Regions from separate parts of the Homo sapiens genome. Here region 2 is linked to region 1. Evidence: read pairs that join two places in POLR2A ChIA-PET (ENCODE). Cell type or tissue: OCI-LY7. All regions are shown on one strand. Links, peaks and the distances in the headings refer to the core of each region. The heading gives the core; the rest is flanking DNA. Region 1 overlaps RNF185 (ring finger protein 185). Region 2 holds the start of LOC105372997 (a long non-coding RNA gene).

The links. ChIA-PET counts read pairs that join two places held together with the same protein. Peaks named below come from ENCODE experiments on the same cell type or tissue, not always from the same donor. Only the 100,000 strongest peaks of a DNase experiment are listed, where the experiment ranks them.
Region 2: POLR2A ChIA-PET joins it to region 1 with 6 read pairs; 14 of 35 experiments call an interaction of 5 or more read pairs at or near these places.

What each region holds. Positions count from the first base shown.
Region 1 is chr22:31,196,316-31,206,193 of GRCh38, forward strand. RNF185 (ring finger protein 185) reads left to right here. Exons shown (of 7, transcript NM_152267.4): 5 at 621-675; 6 at 5,183-5,300; 7 at 8,174-9,878. The coding sequence ends at 8,271. Among named protein-coding and RNA genes, the nearest start is that of LIMK2, 11 kb to the right of the region's middle. In OCI-LY7, for the core only: a CTCF peak has its summit at 3,058 (motif pointing right); no DNase peak of the experiment used is centred there.
Region 2 is chr22:31,302,644-31,312,521 of GRCh38, forward strand. It overlaps LOC105372997 (a long non-coding RNA gene), which reads right to left and starts at 143. Exons shown (of 4, transcript XR_001755493.3): 1 at 1-143. It also overlaps the pseudogene RNA5SP496. RefSeq lists an enhancer at 4,064-4,123. In OCI-LY7, for the core only: no CTCF peak of the experiment used is centred there; a DNase peak (open chromatin) is centred at 5,768; H3K4me3 peaks cover 931 bases; H3K27ac peaks cover 1,052 bases.

The DNA.
Region 1 (9,878 bases), core at 2,103-7,102:
GTGTCATATGACTGGCTTTATCCCCCTTGAAACCATGAACACTTCAAGGGTTGGGTCTGTCATCAGTATTACAGCATCCTGCATAATGCTTATTGTATAACTAAGCCCTCAATTGAGTATTCATGGGTTGAGTGATTTGAGGGGGTGAGACTCAAAAATAATAGCATTGGGTATTTGCCCAAGAATAGTAGGAGATAGAGCTGAAGTTAATAGGGGAAGGTCAGAGAAACCATGAACCTCAGCCCTTACTGCTGACAACCCACCCTCTGTTCCAGTATGGATTTGGGATTTCTGTTATCTGTAACAGGCCCAGGGAAGGCATCTGGCCATGATTCCTAACCGATCTGAGTCAGGATCTCTGTAAGAGGAGTAGGCTGTAGTGCAATCTGGTGAATATCTCATAACGAGTTGATTTTCTCCCTGGTTCTCTATACACGTGGGAAGAACAGTTGCAGGTAGAATGAAGAGTTCGTATTTGGAGAATTAATCTGGCATAAGTTCATGTCCTGGACAAGAAAGAGGCTATGGCCCTGACCCTGTTGGTAAAGAGCTCCAGGTCCTCACAGGGAGCAACTCAAAGCAATTTGTAATAGACTTATTTTACACCATTTCTGTTTCAGAGAGAAGACCCCTCCTCGTCCTCAAGGACAGAGGCCAGAGCCGGAGAATAGAGGGGTGAGGAACATTCTAGGAGAAGCTTCTACAAATGAGCTGATGGCTTTAGAAGTTTCCTTCTTAGCCTTACAATTTTTCTCCTTGATTATAAAAGTAAAGGAAAACTTGTAAAATACAGAAAGGAAAAGAGGGGGAAAAAAATCACTTATAACCACACCAATCCAGAGGTAACCACTGGAAACATTTTGGTTCTATTTTCTTTTCCATTTTTCTATAATTATATATACACACAAATTTTACAAATCTGTGCGTGTATTTTACAGATGTGTGTATACTTTTTACAGTTTTTGTTTTTTGTTTTTTACAATATGTGGCTCCTGTTTTGTAACCCTCTCTTAAAATTTCATTTGTTCTACAGATACTTAGTACCTTCTTTGTGTGAGTGGGAGTCTTTTAGTATTATCTTGAGATTTTACATTGCCAGCAATATTTTACTAACTAGCTGTTTAGCATTTAGTTGTGTGGATTTAACATAATTCAATCCTTTGTTAGACATTAGCGGCTTTCTTTTTCCAAGTTAAAAAAAATCCTGATGAACTTACAGATAAATTTGTGAGCATGTTCATTATTATTTTATTAGGATAAGACAGGGTCTCACTCTGTAGCCCAGGCTGGAGTGCAGTGGTGTGATCACAGTTCACTGTAGCCTCGACCTCCTGGGCTCAGTCTACCTCAGCCTCCCATGTAGCTGGGACCACAGGTGCACGGCACCATGCCCAGCTAGTTTTTTGAGTTTTTTTTTGTCTTTCTTTTTTTTGTTTTGTTTTGTTTGGGTAGAAACAAGGTCTCACTATGTTGCCCAGGCTGGTCTCTAACTCCTGGGCTCAAGCAATCCTCCCACCTCAGCCTCCCAAAGTGTTAGGATTACAGGCGTGAACCACTGTACCTGGCTTAGGATAAATTCTTAGAAGTAAGATTACTGGCTAAAAAAAAATTGCACATTTGTCTCTAGTGGTCTAGTGGCTAGGAACAAAAACATTTACATTTTTTGCATATTTACATCAAATGTTACTCTTAAAAAAATTCTGTTAAAATGTTAAAGAAATTTTAAAAGCAAAATATTTACCCACCATTGCCAAGAGCCCAGAACAAGTATATTCTCATATCCTCATGTTCTCTTCATCTGTAGGCTGTGCATATGTATTTTTATGTAGCCATCACCATTCTGTTTGCTTTAAAATTTAATTTTGGCAGGTTTTCCATGATGCTCTGAAGTGTCCTCTTTATTATTTAGGCTGCCATTTATCCTATTGAGTTTTTTATTATTTTTTATTTTTCCATGCTATTGCTGGGAACCCATTGAGTTTTGGTTCATTGTAATTTGGGTTTTCCTCATCGAAGGACCTTTTAGTTGTTTCCCCATTTTGCTGTTTAAATAATGCTACAATAACCATCTTTGCACACTTTTTTTTTTTTTTTTTTTTTTGAGATGAAGTTTCACTCTTGTTGCCCAACTGGAGTGTAGTAGTGCGATCTCGGCTCACCACAGCCTCTGCCTCCCGGGTTTAAACAATTCTTCTGCCTCAGCCTCCAGAGTAGCTGGGATTATAGGCATGGGCCACCATGCCCAGCTAATTTTTGTATTTTTAGTAGAGACGAGGTTTCTCCATGTTGGTCAGGCTGGTCTCGAACTCCCAAGCTCAGATGATCCGCCCTCCTTGGCCTCCCAAAGTGCTGGGATTACAGGCGTGAGCCACCGCGCACTGCCACTTTCTTTTTTTTTTTTTTTTTTTTTTTTTTTGAGTTTGAATAATGGCATTTTATTAGGATTTCCAGGAGTAGGATTATTGAGTCAGGGATCTTGAAAGAAATTAAGGTTCTCGGCTGGGCGTGGTGGCTCACACCTGTAATCTCAGCACTTTGGGAGGCTGAGGCGGGTGGATCACCTGAGGTCAGGAATTCGAGACCAGCCTGACCAATATGGTGAAACCCTGTCTCTGCTTTCTTAAAAACATAAAAATTAGCCGGGTGTGGTGGCATGTGCCTGTAGTCCCAGCTACTCGGGAGGCTGAAACAGGAGAATCACTTGAACTCGGGAGGCAGAGGTTGCAGTGAGCTGAGATCACACCACTGCACTCCAGCCTTGGCGACAGAGCAAGACTCTGTCTCAAAAAAAAAAAAAAAGAAAGAAAGAAATTAAGGTTCTCTTCTCCGGATTACCCTTAATAATAATACTAGCAGTGAACACTTGTTGAATGGTTACTATATGGAAATAACTATATGTTAAGAGCTTTATATGCATGATCTCATTTAAGCCTCACATCAACTCATTTAACGGAGGAGGAAACTGAGGCCCAGATAGGTAAAGTGATCTGTCCAGGGCCACACGTACAGTGCTGAAACCCAGATCTGGCTGGTATTGAAGTCTCTGCTCTTGACCACCAGGTGACACCACTTTAACATTCCTAGGTTTTGGTTTCCTACAGAGCATTAGCAACTAATGCAGGAATCAGAGGCCCCCAGAAGCCAGAGGCCCTGGCCTTGTTGACCAAAGTGCATACCTCTAGCATTTATAAGCACCTGCAGCTACTAGCGATGTTTTTTTGCATACTCTGGCCCAGGAACATAATCCCACCAAATGTATGGACTGGTGAGATCATAAAGATGTTGCTAGAAGGGAAGCAGAACGGTTAGTCCTCAGGATTGCACTGAATGAATCTGTGGTTCCTGATGAAACAATTGCACCTTCCCAAGTAAGGCAGCCTCAGTCCCAGGAGCCATTAGATTCAACCATGAACTGAGTAGGAGGCATTTTGTATTGAGGAGATGGAAACTCTTTGTTTTCCCTCCCTTTAGGTTTGCCCTCTCATTAAGTCAGCTGTTAGGCTTTATAGGTGATGCCATCTGGCAAGAAGTTTGGAACTAGATGCCAGGCTGATCAGTGTGTGATGGAGAGCAGCTATTTTTGTGACTTGCAAAAAACTCATAAATGAAGGCCATTGAGCTCTTTGTGAAGAGCATTTGACCCAATAGTCTGTCTGCTTTTTATTATTTTTAAAATCATTTGTTCTAAACCTCTCATCAGGGGTGCAGGGGAAGAGAAAAAAATATTTGAAAGATGCGCACAGTAATTAAGAGCATGAAGGCCGGGCACAGTGGCTCTGGCCTCTAATCCCAGCACTTTGGGAGGCTGAGGTGGGAGGATCACTTGAGCCCAGGAGTTTGAGACCAGCCTGAGCAACAAAGTGAGACCCTATCTGTACAAAAAATTTAAAAATTAGCAAAGCATGGAGGGGTACACCTGTGGTCCCAGCTACTCAAGAGGCTGAGATGGGAGCATTGCTTGAGCCTGGGAGGTTGAGTCTACAGTGAGCCATGATTGCACCATTGCACTCCAGGCTTGGTGACAGAGCGAGACCCTGTCTCAAAAAAAAAGAAAAGAAAAAGAAAAGCATGTGTTTTCAGATCAAATTGACCTAGTTTTAGATCTAAACTGTACTCCTTGGTCAAGTTATTTCACCTCTCCAAGCCTCAGTTTGGTCATCTGTGAAATGCAGATGAAGCCAATGTAAAAATTAAACATGATTTATATGTCCTAGTGCTTAACATGGTGCCTAGCACAGAGCTCACGCTTTAAAAAAGGGAGTTATTTATTCACAGTATTGTTCCTGCTGAATCTTTTCATGTGAAAGATGATGCAGTGTAGAACATGCACATGGAAAGAAAACTGAGGGTGATATACCAAACTGCTGATAGTGGTTATTTCAGAGGTAAAGTGGAGTGGCTGCGAAGTGGGAAGGTGAATAGAAGATCTCTGACTCTGTCAATTATTTCTGTAATATGTGAGTTTCTTATAGCAAGTATATATTACTTTTATAACCAGAAAACATTATAGTGTTTTAAAATGTAAAAATTCTATGTAACAGTATTAAAAGAAATTTTAATCCGTAACTTGTCCATATACCTACATATTGTCATGTAGTTGTGACCACAGTGTTCAAACAATTTTGTCTGATAACTTGGTCACAAGAGTTGTTCAGTGTTACCGCTTAAGTCAGGGTAATGGTTCTTTGAATGCATGTATCAAGATTTTGATCATGACTTCCATTGTTGGCTAATTAGAGTTTCAACATTTTTGCTATTAAAGATAATGTGTAGCTTGTTTGATGTTCCCTTGGGCACAGGGGTGGCTGTCAATATTGCTCCTATAAAGCATGTAGAAGGTGTTACTAGCTAATGTGGGACTATGGAAAATATCCTCAAGCCCTGTGAGTGCTGACTTATGTCAGCAGAGTGTTTCACACTGGGTCAGAGCCAGTCCTTTTTGGCCCATTCATAGATTCTTAGCTGGAAGCTAAGGCTAAAAGGGCAGAGGGCTTGCCAGAGTTCCTCTACTTCAGGGTATATATGGGAGGAAAAGCTGTCCCCCACCTTCGAAACATGTGGCACAAGGTAGGGAGAAGAGGCAGGTGCCACATGCAAGACAACGTGAGGTATGTTGAGTTTTGACAGGCACAGGAGAAACCTGCCTGATTCTCCTGCCCTTAATTGCCTTTCTTCCACACAGGGATTTCAAGGATTTGGATTTGGAGATGGTGGCTTCCAGATGTCTTTTGGAATTGGGGCATTTCCCTTTGGGATATTTGCCACAGCATTTAATATAAATGATGGGCGGCCTCCTCCAGGTAAGACCCTATTTCCTTGAGAAATTAGGAAGATATCTTAGTAATATTGCTTGAAAGCTCCTTGGAATTCAGCAGTATATAAGTTACAGATAATTGTCACTACATGGATAATCAGCCTTTTCAAAATATCTTAAGCTGTTTTTAGATCACTTACAGACATGGTAACAATGCTGAGCACTTACCAACTATTAGGCATGCATATATATAGCACTTTCCATTCCAAGCTCAGGGGATCATCACAACCACCCTATGGAACAGGTGTGTGATTAGCTGCGTTTAACAGATCAGAAAATGCTCAGTAATGTTACCAAGACATACCCCATGTCTATAAAATGGAAAACTGTAAGTGATACTCAGCTGAGGAAAAGCCTAGTTCTGCACATTTACTTCCCACTTTGACCATTTGGGGGCCTGGAAATGTGAGATGACCCATAAGGAGTGAAGGCATCTCCATTCTCTGGCATCTCTGTCTAGCTTCCTTCAGGACACAACATGAGGCTGGTCAGAAGCAGCCTCAGCCCTGTGGGAACCATGCCTAGGTCTACCAACTGCTGCTGCAGTTCTCCCTCCTACTGCTTGAAAGTGCCATCCGCATTCGGTATAGAGCCCTTGCTCTATAGGTGCAAGCCACCTCTATGAGGTGGGTGCCTTGAACTCTTATCACAGTCTGACACCCAAGCCAAGATCCTTACTGTGGAGCCTGCAGAGATGCCATGATCGGTTGAGCTCTGCCTGCACTTGTTGGAGCTTCATGTGCACTGGACACAGCATATGGTACAGAAGTGACCATTGTGTGGTTCACGCCAAGAGCTTATGCCCTAAAGATGGTAACTGGGTCATCCCAGTTATTCTCATCCCCACCCTGGTCCTTGGTACACAGCAGGTGATCTATAAGTCTTTCTTGACTGCCTGCCTGCCTGCCTGTCTGTCTTCGTGAATCCATCAGAGCATCTAGCTGAGGAATCTCAGCACCAAGATATCTTGGGAATGCCTTTTTTTTTTTTTTTTTTTTTTTGAGATGGAGTCTCGCTCTGTCCCCCAGGCTGGAGTGCAGTGGCACAATCTCGGCTCACTGCAAGTTCCACCTCCCAGGTTTACGCCATTCTCCTGCCTCAGCCTCCCGAGTAGCTGGGACTACAGGCGCCTGCCACCACGCCTGGCTAATTTTTTTGTATTTTTTTGTAGAGACAGGGTTTCACTGTGTTAGCCAGGATGGTCTCGATCTCCTGACCTCGTGATCCGCCCGCCTGGGCCTCCCAATGTGCTGGGATTACAGGCGTGAGCCACCGCGCCCGGCCCTGGGGATGCCCTTTCTTACTTTATCTGCCTTGAAGGTTTATCCTCTGTTCACATTTGTTTTTCAGAGGAAGTATACCCCAAAAGATAGGGTGTACTCTGCCCTGAAGAAAGGGCAAATTCCTGTGAAGCCAGCAAGAACCTGCCTGATAGCTTGCATCCTTCTAACCTGGTCGAAGGCTAACCTTGGATTCCCCAGCTAAGCAGAGTTCCACAGCCAGGCTAGACTCTGGATTACTTTATCCCCCTGCCACAGTCACAGTTTTCCCTTGTCATGCTTGGTACAATTTGCCCATCCTGGACACAGATTCTTTTATCCTCCTTCCCCCAAAGTCAGGACAGGGAGCTCTAAATGGTAGCTTTTCCTAAAGCAGAGAGGAGTGGAGACTTAGGTTCTCACCCCAGTTCTGCCTCTACCTTGAAAAACAAGTCATTTTGCCTGTCTGGATCCTAGTTCTCTTCTGGAAAAGGAAGGCAATCCCTGTGGGGCCCTTGAGAGGCAGTGTGTGGAGAGGCTGCAGAGCTCTGCCACTAATTTCTGAGCCTTTCAATCTTGAACAGGTCACCTCAAACCTATGTTTCAGCTGCTTCCTACTCAAAATGGAAATAATAATATCCACCAAATAATAACATGTACAAAACACTTAGCAGATAGAAGATACTTAACAAATAGTAGGCTTGCTTTCATTATTTCCTGCAAGAGTTTCCTGTTAATCACCTGGTTTATTTGCATGTGCAGGCCAAACCTTTTATGATAAATTGGACCGTGTCTTGTCCTTATTGTTATTGTTCCACATAGTTTCATTTTGCCTGATATTATTTGGGGTTTAGAAATTTTTTTTGGCTGGGCGCGATGGCTCATGCCTGTAATGCCAACGCTTTGGGAGGCTGAGGTGGGCGGATCATCTGAGGTCAGGAGTTTGAGACCAGCCTGGCTAACATGGTGAAACCCTGTTCCTACTAAAAATACAAAAAAAAAATTAGCCGGGTGTGGTGGTGCGTGCCTGTAATCCCAGCTACTCAGGAGGCTGAGGCAGCAGAATCGCTTGAACCTAGGAGGTGGAGGTTGCAGTGAGCCGAGATCGTGCCATTGCACTCCAGCCTGGGCAACAAGAGCAAAACTCCACCTCAAAAAGAAAAAAAAAAAAAAAGGCCAGGCATGGTGGCTCATGCCTGTAATCCCAGCACTTTTGGAGGCTGAGGCAGGCGGATCACAAGGTCAGGAGTTCGAGACCAGCCTGACCAACATGGTGAAACCCCGTCTCTACTAAAAATACAAAAATTAGCCAGGCTTGGTGGCGCACACCTGTAATCCCAGCTACTTAGGAGGCTGAGGCAGGAGAATCGCTTGAACCTGGGAAGCGGAGGTTGCAGTGAGCTGAGATCGTGCCACTGCACTCTAGCCTGGGCAACAGAGCGAGACTACATTTCAAAAAAAAAAAAAAGAAATCTTTTTGTGTGTAGGATTCTGATGTTGTAAAGAGATAAAGATTGATGCTGTCAACTTCTGGCCTGAGTGGGCAGTGTGCATAGCTGCAGTGTTCTAATAGCCTGTTTTCTCCTTTCTGTCTCTCCAGCTGTCCCTGGGACACCCCAGTATGTGGACGAGCAGTTCCTGTCACGCCTCTTCCTATTTGTGGCCCTGGTGATCATGTTCTGGCTCCTGATTGCCTAATGCTGGGCTCCTGCCTACATCCGTGGCAGGGCTCTGGACTGGTGACGTGCCACCCCAACTCCTGGTGTTTGGCTTCCTGGCTAATCTTGACTCCTGGAATCAGTGGGATCAGTAACACATCAAGGAGTCTTGTTTCTTCATCAGAGCTTTGGAACTCGAGACCAGTTGGCGATGACCCCTGAATATCGCCACCGCTGTAAACACTCTATAACTTCAGGCCTTGGCATTGAGTCATCTCTCATGGGTGACACCATGAAATCTTGTTTCAGCCAGTTCTGCAGGTCCTGACTCTGCAGAGGGAAGAGGCAGAAAGAGAGAAACTGTCAGAGTATAATTTCACCTGAGTTTAATATTACAGAAACAAAGGGATGCACCAAATGGTATTTCTGGAAATTTTCATGTCTTTAAATACCCCTTGGTAAGTTGCTTCTGAAGCCAGTGGGGGCTCCTCAGATAGAGAGGTTCCCCTTTCAAATCCCAGTGCCGCTCTGTTCTCTTTCCTTCCCCTCCCACTCCCCCTCTTCTTCCTCTGTAGAGATGCAAGAAATTGCTGTCCCATAAAAATCATAATTGCAGTAGCTAAAGCTGGGGTCACTTCGTGAATTCACCAGAGACTCAAAGATCTTTTATTGGCTCTGGGCTGTGCTCAGTGTCTTTGGCCTCAGAGAACAACTTGAATGACTTCCTGGTTTCCTGGCATAAATTATTCCTGGTGAGACATGTGGCTTAACTCACAGGTTTCCCATCAGCTTTCTCCCTAAAACTATGTTCATCTGCCTCTCTCTGCCAGAGAACATACAGCCGAGAATACTGCCGAAGCTGAGACTGACTACTGTGCATTAGGAAAGACCTGGAGTCAGGACTTTGGTGGGATTTGGAGCTCCGAGGCAGTAATAACTGAACAAGCAGCCCTGTCCCCTAGGCTGCAGAAGCTTGAATGCATCCTCTCCCAGAACCTGCCACAGGAAACTGGGGGCTTTGTCAGGTCAGCCCAACTGCATGCAAAAGACCACCATCCTCAGAAGCCAAGTTGTCTTTTATGAAGAGGCAAGGAAAGGGGAAACCCACATGTGACCCTGATTTTGGTATGGCTTGATAGAGTTCCCTGAAAACTCCTTGTATGTGTGCTAAAACCAGGGAAGCATGTGACTGCCAAGCAGGCAACCCCTGATGATTTGTAAAGCCAGGTGGCAGGGCCTTGGGGAGCCCCAGCACAATGATATTGTGTGGTCTTCCCTCCTGTGGAATCGAGGGGAAATTATTCTTCCCAATACCTTGATTTGATTTTCAGTTTCATAAGCTTCTTCCTCTGAATCTTATTGAGGGACTATGGTACCAAGCAGGTAGGACTGTTCACCTGGTGGAACAGTTCTTGCTCTGCCTTCTAGGCTTCATCCCAGAAATCCAGCCTCTTTCTGGAGACCCCAAAGCTGGAGGGAGATGGGCTTTCCTCTGGGCCTCTCTCCTACTTTGCCATCCACACTGCTCCTGGCTAACCCCAGCAATAACCAACAAATGGTAGGAAGCCCCATCTATTGCTTTTTCTCAATTATGACTGCATAGTTTATGGAAACAAAGATCTTGAGGAAGATGAGGGAAGCCCTCCC
Region 2 (9,878 bases), core at 2,754-7,753, 110 kb after region 1:
GAACATCTAATTCTTGCTCTTGTTATTCTGAGTGGTTTAGCAAATCCAATTTATCTGGAAATGGGGCTGAATATGTTTGGTTTCCGCTCAATTTTGTGGCCATTGCCACTTCAAAGAGTTTTCAAAAGGTCAAAATGTTATCATTTTAGTGTTTTTACTTCTTAGGGCTTCAACATCCCCTCTCTGGATTCTTAAGAGACTCTGATCCTGAATCAGTGAAATGGATAATCGAGCAATCTCTGCATGAAAGATGTACATTTTATCCAGTCATCCAGTGTTTAACAAACACCAGCTCAATGTGGGACAGTAATAAATGTCATCGCTAACATTTATTGAGCACCTAGTATGTGCCAGATACTGTTCTAAGTGCTTTATATATACTATCTCATTTATTCTTCATAAAAACCCTATATATAGGCACTGTTATTATCTTCCTTTTACAAATGAAGAAACAATCATAAAGAGGTTAAGTAATTTGCGTAAAGCCACAAAGATAAGTGAAAGAGCTGGGATATGTACCCAGGCAGTCATATCTCATAGCTTTTGCTAGTTACCACCTCACTGTACTGACAGGGAGAACCCTGGATTTAAGAGGCAGAAGTTCGGCTGGGCGCGGTCGCTCACGCCTGTAATCCCAGCACTTTGGGAGGCCGAGGTGGGCAGATCACGAGGTCAGGAGATTGAGACCATCCTGGCTAACACGGTGAAACCCCGTCTCTACTAAAAGTAGAAAAAATTAGCCGGGCGTGGTGGCAGGCGCCTGTAGTCCCAGCTACTTGGGAGGCTGAGGCAGGAGAATGGCGTGAACCTGGGAGGCAGAGCTTGCAGTGAGCTGAGATCACACCACTGCACTCCAGCCTGTCTCAAAAAAAAAAAAAAAAAAAAAAGAGGCAGAAGTCCAATCTGGTCTCAACTCCTCCATTCCATCATTTAACAAGTTGAATGACCTTAGGTATACCTTTCTTGAAACTCAAGTTTCTTTATCTGTAAAATGGATAGGGTAATACGTACTTCACAGGATGGTTGTGAAGACTGTTATGTGCCCTGGACTTCTTAGGCATTCAGTAAATGTTAGCTTCTCTCACTACCCGATTCTAAGCACTACACTGGTGCTCAAGATTGACTAAGAAAGTTGTACCTCCGGCCGGGCGCAGTGGCTCATGGCCGTAATCCCAACACTTTGGGAGGCTGAGACGGGCGGATCACGAGGACAAGAGATCGAGACCATCCCGGTCAACATGGTGAAATCCCGTCTCTACTAAAAATACAAAAATTAGCTGGGCATGGTGATGTGCGCCTGAAATCCCAGCTACTGGGGAGGCTGAGGTAGGAGAATCACTTGAACCCGGGAGGCAGAGGTTGCAGTGAGCCGAGATCGTGCCATTGCACTCCAGCCTGGCGACAGAGCAAGACTCTGTCTCAAAAAAAAAAAAAAACAGAAAAAGTTCTACCTCCTTGTGGTCCCAGTCTGGGATGAAGAGGGAAGAAGAGGACAAATATGGGACCAGGTCATTATGGTATAGTATAAGAAATACCACTTTAGAGGAATATACAGAGAGAAGAATACAGAAAGTTACATTTTCTGAGATGGGGCAAGGAGGAGTTGAAGTTTCAGGGTACCAGTGACATTTGTGTTGGGCATTGAAAAACAGGCTTGGATGGGATGGACAGAAGGCACAAAAGTTTCTGAGCAGAAGAAACAGCATGTGTGCAGGCGCTAAAGTATGGCAGAGCTCAGAGTATGTGTTCTAGTAATGGCTAGAGGTTTGGTATGCAGTTGGGTATTGGAGGTGAGATGGTAACTGAGTAGTAACAAATGAGTTTGCAAAGAGAGGCATTCAAGGCTTCAGATGTCAGTTATGTCCCAGCACCACGAAGACAGTAAAACATAGACATCTTTTAAAAGAAAATTTACCGAAAGTAAATAAATTTAGCAACAAAAACTTTATAAATGCTCTTTTCTATTGAGATACAATTCACATATCATGAAATTCATCATTTTACAGCATACAGTTCAGTAGTTGTTAGTACCTGTGCGTCACTTAACAACAAGGATAGGTTCTGAGAAATGCGTCATGCAAACATCATAGAGTATAATTACACAAACCTAGACGGGACAGCCTACTACATATCTAGGCTATATGGTGTAACCTACTGATCTCAGGCTACAAACCTGTACAGCATCTAACTGTACTAAATACTATAGGCAACTTTAACACAATGATAAGTATTAGTGTATCTAAACATAGAAAAGGTACAGTAAAAATATGGTATTATAATCTTATAGCGGGGATCCCCAAACCCCAGGGCTGTGGCCAGTTAGGAACCCAGTAGCACAGCAGGAGGTGAGCAGCAGGTGAGCAAACATTACCATCTGAGCTCTGCCTCTTGTCAGATCAGTGGTGACATTAGATTCTAATAGGAGTGTGAACCCTATTGTGAACTGCACATGCTAGGGATCTAGGTTGCGCACTCCTTCCAAGAATCTAACTAATGCCTGATGATCTGAGGTGGAACAGTTTCATCCTGAAACCATCCCCCCATCACCCCCAGTCCATGGAAAAATTGTCTTCCATGAAACCAGTCCCTGGTGCCAAAAAGGTTGGGGACCACTGTGTTATAGGACCACTGTCATATATGCGGTCTGTTGACTGAAACATCATTATGTGGCTCATGTCTGTATATTCACAAGGTTGTGTAACCATCACCGCTATCTAATTCCAGAACACTTCATCACCCCAAAAAGAAACGCTGGTACCTGTCTACAGCCATACCACCCTGAACATGTGCAATCTTGTCTGATCTCAGAAGCTAAGCAGGGTTGAGTCTGGTTAGTACTCAGATGGGAGAAACCTAGTACCTGTTGGCAGCCACTCTTCATTTTCCTTTCTCCTCACCCTCTGGCAACCTCTGATCTCCTTCTTTTTTAAATAATAATAATAATAATTATTATTATTATTATTATTATTATTGTTATTATTATTTTGAGACGGAGTCTCGCTCTGTCAGCCAGGCTGGAGTGCAGTGGCATGATCTCGGCTCACTGCAAGCTCCGCCTCCCAGGTTCACGCCATTCTCCTGCCTCAGCCTCCCGAGTAGCTGGGACTACAGGCGCCCGCCAGCGTGCCCGGCTAATTTTTTGTATTTTTAGTAGAGACGGGGTTTCACCACGGTCTCGATCTCCTGACCTTATGATCCACCCACCTTGGCCTCCCAAAGTGCTGGGATTACAGGCGTGAGCCACTGCGCCTGGACTCTTTTTTAAAATTTTTATTATTTTATTTGTTATTGTCCCAAGTGTTCCAAGTAAATACTGATCTCTTTGTATTTCTATGGATATGCCTATTCCAGACATTTTATGTAAATGGAATCATACTATATGCAACCTTTTGTGTCTGGCTTCTTCTACTAAGCATGATGTTTTGAAGGTTCATCTAAGTTGTAGCATGTATCAGCATTTCTTTTTATGGCTGAATAATATTCCTGTGTATGGATGTACCATATTTTGTTTATCTAGTCATCAGTTGGTGGACATTTGAGTTGTTTCCACCTTTTGGCTATTATGAATAATGCTACTATGAATATTCATGTACAGGTTTTTGTTTGATACCTGTTTTCATTTCTTTTGAGTATATACCTAGGAGTGGCATTGCTGGTTATTCTGTGTTTAACTTTTCGAGGAACCATCAAACTATTTTCTTTTCTTTTTCTTTTTTTTTTTTTTTTTGAGATGGAGTCTCGCTCTGTCACCCAGGCTGGAGTGCAGTGATGTGATCTTGGTTCACTGCAATCTCCGCCTCCTGGGTTCAAATGACTCTCCTGCCTCAGCCTCACGAGCAGCTGCGATTACAGGTGTGAGCCACCACACCCGGCTCTACTAAAAATACAAAAATTTGTATTTTTAGTAGAGACAGGTTTTGCCATGTTGGCCAGGCTGGTCTTCATCTCCCAACCTCAGGTGATCCACCCCCCTCAGCTCCCCAAAGTTCTGAGATTGCAGACGTGAGCCACTGTGCCCGGCTGATCAAACTACTTTCCGTATCAGTTTTTCCACATCAAAGTTTAGACAAGATTGGACATGTTCGTGGTGGTATGGCTGTAGTCAGGTACTGGTGGCTGTACCAGTTTACATCCCACCAGCAATGTATGAGGATTCTAATTTTTCCACATCCTTGCCAACAAGGATGTTGTTGATTTTTTTCCTTTTTTATTATGGCCATATTTGTGAGTGCGAAGTAGGATCTCATTGTGGTTTTGATTTGCATTTTCCTAATGACTAATGTGCTTGTTGGCTGTTTGTTTATATTCTTTGAAGAAATGTTTATTGAAGTCCTTTCCCCCATTTTAAAAATCAGGTTGTCTTTTTGTTGTTGAGTTGTAAGAGTTGTTTTTCATTTTTGTTTTTTTTTTTTTTTTTTTTGACAAGGTTTCACTCTGTTGCCCAGGCTGGAGTGCAGTGGCACAATCTTGGCTCACTGCAATCTCTATCTCCCAAGCTGAAGTGATTCTCCTGTCTCAGCCTCCCAAGTAGCTGGGACTACAGGTGCATGCTACAGTGCCCAGCTTATTTTTTGTATTTTTAGTAGAGACGGGGTTTCACCATGCTGCCCAGGCTGGTCTGGAACTCTTGAGCTCAGGTAATTCACCTGCCTCAGCCTCCCAAAGTGCTGGGATTACAGGCGTAAACCACCGCACCCAGCCAAGAGTTTTTTATATACTCTGGTTACTAGACCCTTATCAGATATATGACTTGGAAATATTTTCTGCCAGTCTGTGGGTTGTCTTCTCACTTTCTTGATAGTCCTTTGATGCACAAAGTTGTAAATTTTGATCAACTCAATTGTATCTGTTTTTTCCTTTAGTGTTTTATGCTTCTGATATCCTATTTTGCATGTGGATATCCAGCACTATTTGTTATAGATTAACCTTTCTCCATTGAGTAGTCTTTTTTTTTTTTTTTTTTTTTTTTTTTTTTTTTGAGACAGAGTCTCACTCTATCGCCCAGGCTGGAGTGCAGTGGCACGATCTCTGCTCACTGCAAGCTCCGCCTCCCGGGTTCACGCCATTCTGCCTCAGCCTCCCCAGTAGCTGGGACTACAGGTGCCTGCCACCATGCCCGGCTAATTTTTTGTGTTTTTAGTAGAGATGGGGTTTCACCGTTTTAGCCAGGATGGTCTCGATCTCCTGACCTCGTGATGCACCTGCCTTGGCCTCCCAAAGTGCTGGGATTACAGGTGTGAGCCACCGCGCCCGGCCAGATAGTCTTAATACTCTTGTGGAAAGTCAGTTGACCACAGATGTTTAAGTTTATTTCTGGACTCTCAATTCTGTTCCATACATATATATGTCTATTCTCTACCAGTATGATATATTGTTTTGATTATTTAGCTTTTTGAATGCTCTACTTTTATTACTCCAAATGTGCTTCTGACTTTTAGTACATTTTAGTATATCATGATCATTATTTCATATTTTCCTTTTTTTGATGCAAGTACTTCTGTGTGGATCATTTGCATAATTAGCACACTTGCCATTTAAGGTAATTAAGAAGTGTTTGTTTTATTGCCTTACTGTGCTGTGGTTAGATTTTCCAGGCTCTTATTTTCTGAGTTGTTTTTTACTGTTTTAGAAAGACTTGTTTGCACTATTTCTTCTGGACCCAGACTCATTCACTACTGAGGCCCACTCCCTTGATGTCAAAGAATACTGGCTGCTGTTTTTAGTTCATCCTCACAGAAACTCAGGCTATACCTATCTGCTTCAGCTCAGTGCTGATACTTCCTGCCAGTTGTGGACTGAACTTCTGATGCAGAAAGCCTGCTAAGAAAACCTCTTCCTTGAACCAGAGCTTTCCAGAAGTCAAGAGTGGCACTGGCCTTATGATCTATGATATGCTTTGTTGTAAATTACAATCCCTGAGATGTCATACTGATGAGGAGACACATGGGAAAGAACCTGTCTTTTAAACCTCTTTCATGGTGCCAGAACAAGCATTTATAAGCACTGTTTCCATATGTACTGTACCCTCGTCTTTAGAAAGGAAGAGCCATCAGAAATTATGGGTCTTGTTCAGGGTCATCCAGTGATGTCAGAGTGCTGCCAGGAACAGAATTCATCCCCCACTCCCATGGATTCCTTTGTTGTTATCATTACCAAATGCTCCTTTCCTATTGGTCAACAGAAAATATATCTCAGTATTTTTTCCAAGGGAGGTTTTGAATTTCTTATTCCCTTTTGGGAAATCAAGATGATTTTCCTCTTCCCCAGTTGGATTCTGTACCCATTTCATTAAAGTCCGTGCTAGATTTAATTTTTTTTTTTTTTTTTTTGAGATGGAGTCTTGCTCTGTCACTAAGGCTGGAGTGCAGTGGCTCGATCTCAGCTCAGTGCAACCTCTGCCTCATGGGTTCAAGCGATTCTTGTGCCTCAGCCTCCCAAGTAGCTGGGATTACAGGCATGCACCATACACCTGGCTAATTTTTGTATTTTTGGTAGAGACGAGGTTTTGCCATGTTGGCCAGGCTGGTCTTGAACTCCTGACCTCAGGCGATCCACCCACCTCGGCCTACATAAGTGCCGGGATTACAGGTGTGAGCCAGTGCACCGGGCCTGATTTAATGTTTTATAACAAAACTCTCTAGTCTTTGTGCCTACTGAAAATTGTTATGAACTAAATGAGTTTAAATTTGCACAAGGTAGAATTTTGTTTCAGTGATGAAAGTAGATGGTTTCAGGTTGATTTCATTAACCCACTTTTTTCTGTTTTTTTTTTTTTTTGAGACAGAGTCTCACTCCTCTGTCACCCAGGCTGGAGTGCAGTGGCATACTCACGCCTCACTGCCGCCTCAACCTCCTGTGCTCAAGCGATTCTCCCACCTCACCCTCCCGAGTAGCTCAGACTACAGGTGAGTGCCACCATGCCCAGGTAATTTTTTTGTATTTTTTGTAGAGACAGGGTTTTGCCATGTTGTCCAGACTGGTCTCAAACTCCAGGCTCAAGCAATCCACTGGACTTGGCCTCCCAAAGTGCTGGGATTAAAGGCATGAGTGACCACACCTGGCCATTAACCCACATTTAAGATCCCAATTTCCAACTCTCCATTCCCCATTCCCCCAGCCCCTGGAAACCATCATTCTACTCTCTGACTCTATAGTATGAATTTGACTACTCGAGGTATGGCATATAAGTGGGATCATACAGTATTTGTTTTTTGTGACTGGCTAATTTTACTTAGCATAATGTCCTCAAGGTTTATCTATGTTGTAGCACGTGTCAGAATATCCTCCCTTTTTATTTGTATTTTTTTTATTCGAGACATGGTCTCACTCTGTCACCCAGGCTGGAGTGCAGTAGCACAATCTTAGCTCATTGCAACCTCTGCCTCAGCTATCCTCCTGCCTCAGCCTCCCAAGGAGCTAGGACCACAGGTGTGCACCACCACGTCTGGCTTTTTTTTTTTTTTTTTTTTTGAGATGGAGTCTCGCTCTGTCACCCAGGCTGGAGTGCAGTGGCGCGATTTTGGCTCATTGCAACCTCTGCCTCCCGGGTTCAAGCAATTCTTCTGCCTCAGCCTCCCAAGTAGCTGGGATTACAGGGGTGTGCCACCACACCCGGCTAATTTTTTATATTTTTGGTAGAGACGGGGTTTCATCATGTTGGCCGGGCTGTTCTCAAACTCCTCACCTAGTGATCCGCCTGCCTCAGCCCCCCAAAGTGCTGGGATTACAGGCCTGAGCCACTGCGCCCAGCCCACGTCCGGCTATTTTTTTGTATTTTTAGTAGAGGTGGGGCCTCGCCATGTTGCCCAGGCTGGTCTTGAACTCCTGAGCTCAAGCAGTCTGGTCACCTCTGCATCCCAAAGTGCTGGGATTACAGGCTTGAGCCACTGCACTCAGCCTTTCCGTCCTTTTTTTTTTTTTTTTTTTTTTTGAGAGGGAGTCTCACTCTGTCGCCCAGGATGGAGTGCAGTGGTGCGATCTCGGCTTACTGCAAGCTCCGCCTCCCGGGGAGGTTCAAGCGATTCTCATGCCTCAGCCTCCCGAGTAGCAGGGACTACAGGTGCCCGCCACCACGCCTGGCTAATTTTTTTTGTATTTTTAGTAGAGACGGGGTTTCACCGTGTTAGCCAGGATGATCTCCATCTCCTGACCTTGTGATCCACCCACCTCGGCCTCTCAAAGTGCTGGGATTACAGGCATGAGCCACTGTGCCTGGCCCTTTCCTTCCTTTTAAAGCTAATAATATGTCATTGTATACCATCTTTTGTTTATCCATTCACCCACTGATGGACACTTGGGTTGTTTCTACCTTTTGGCTATTGTGAATAATGTTGCTGTGAATATGGGTAGACAAATACCTCTTTGAGACCCTGTTTTCAATTCCTTTGAGTATATACCAGAACTAGAATGGCTGGATCATATGATAATTTGAATTTTAATTTTTTTAGAAACCACCATACCATTTTCCAGTAGTGGTACTATTTTACATTGCTACCAACAGTGCATAAAGGTTCCAATTTCTCCACATCCTCACCAACTCTTATGTTTTGATAATAGCCATCCTAATGGGTGTGTAGAAGTACAGTGAATATATATTTTAAAGAACCTTGAGTCATAACCCAACTCATATTTTCTGTACAGACCTTTTAAATAATTATAACATATTTGATGTGCATTCAATAAATTTTTATTGAATCCTGGCTACATTCCAGGATTCAAATATGAAATAGGCACAGTCCCTGCCCTCATGAATAACATAGATAAGGAGCCCCTATGAAATAACTTATAGCCATTGTACCCCTATCTAAAGGATCAGGACCATAAGCTCTAGCAACATATCTGAGAGAAGGGGACGGGAGAGAAAACATCCACAGCTTTGGTGTGTTCTGAACTCTTTAGGAATTTTGCATGGGCAAATCTGCTCAGTTTTCTCCCATAGCAAATAGGGTGTCCTGTGTGAAACTTGGCTACAGTGGTTATTGACTAAGTTGTTGAGAAAGAGATATATATTAGCTTTCCCTATGGAAATTTAAAAACATGCACAAAAGTAAAGAAAGTAATATAATAAATCACCAAATACCTGTCACCCAGTTTGTGGAATCATCAACACATACCCAGTCTTCTTTCATACCCACCCCCACTCACTCCCTCTTACCACTAGATTATTTTGAAACAAAGTCAGTATATTATTCAAGTTTTCATTTTCTACTTGTTCTTGATGCTGTTTCGCTTAGATACTGGGGTGTGTGCTCTAATTTTGACTTCTTTTAGCAGTCTTATTGTGTACAGTATTCTTTCTCTGAGAGAGAGTTTTGTTTTGTTTTGTTTTGTTTGTATTGATAGAATCACAGTGTTTTCCAGCCTTAAACTCTCTTTTGTCTCTCCCATTTCAGAGTCCCATGAACCTGCCACACATTTTCACTTTACTCAAGTCAAAGTGACTTGGACCTCCACTCACCAGCTCTCTTAGTTCATCTCTATAATGTATGAAGTTAGGGACTTTAGCAGTCTTCTTAATTATTCTACATACAGTGTCTAACCTGGTGCATAGTAGGTACTTAATAAATAGTTGTTGATGCCAAGGCAGATGGATCACGAGGTCAGGAGTTCAAGACTAGCCTGGCCAAGATGGTGAAACCCCATCTCTACTAAAAATACAAAAATCAGGCCAGGTGCGGTGGCTCACGCCTGTAATCCCAGCACTTTGGGAGGCCGAGGCGGGTGGATCACAAGGTCAGGAGATCGAGACCGTCCCGGCTAACACAGTGAAACCCCGTCTCTACTAAAAAATACAAAAAATTAGCTGGGCGTGGTGGTGGGCGCCTGTGGTCCCAGCTGCTTGGGAGGCTGAGGCAGGAGAATGGCGTGAACCCGGGGGG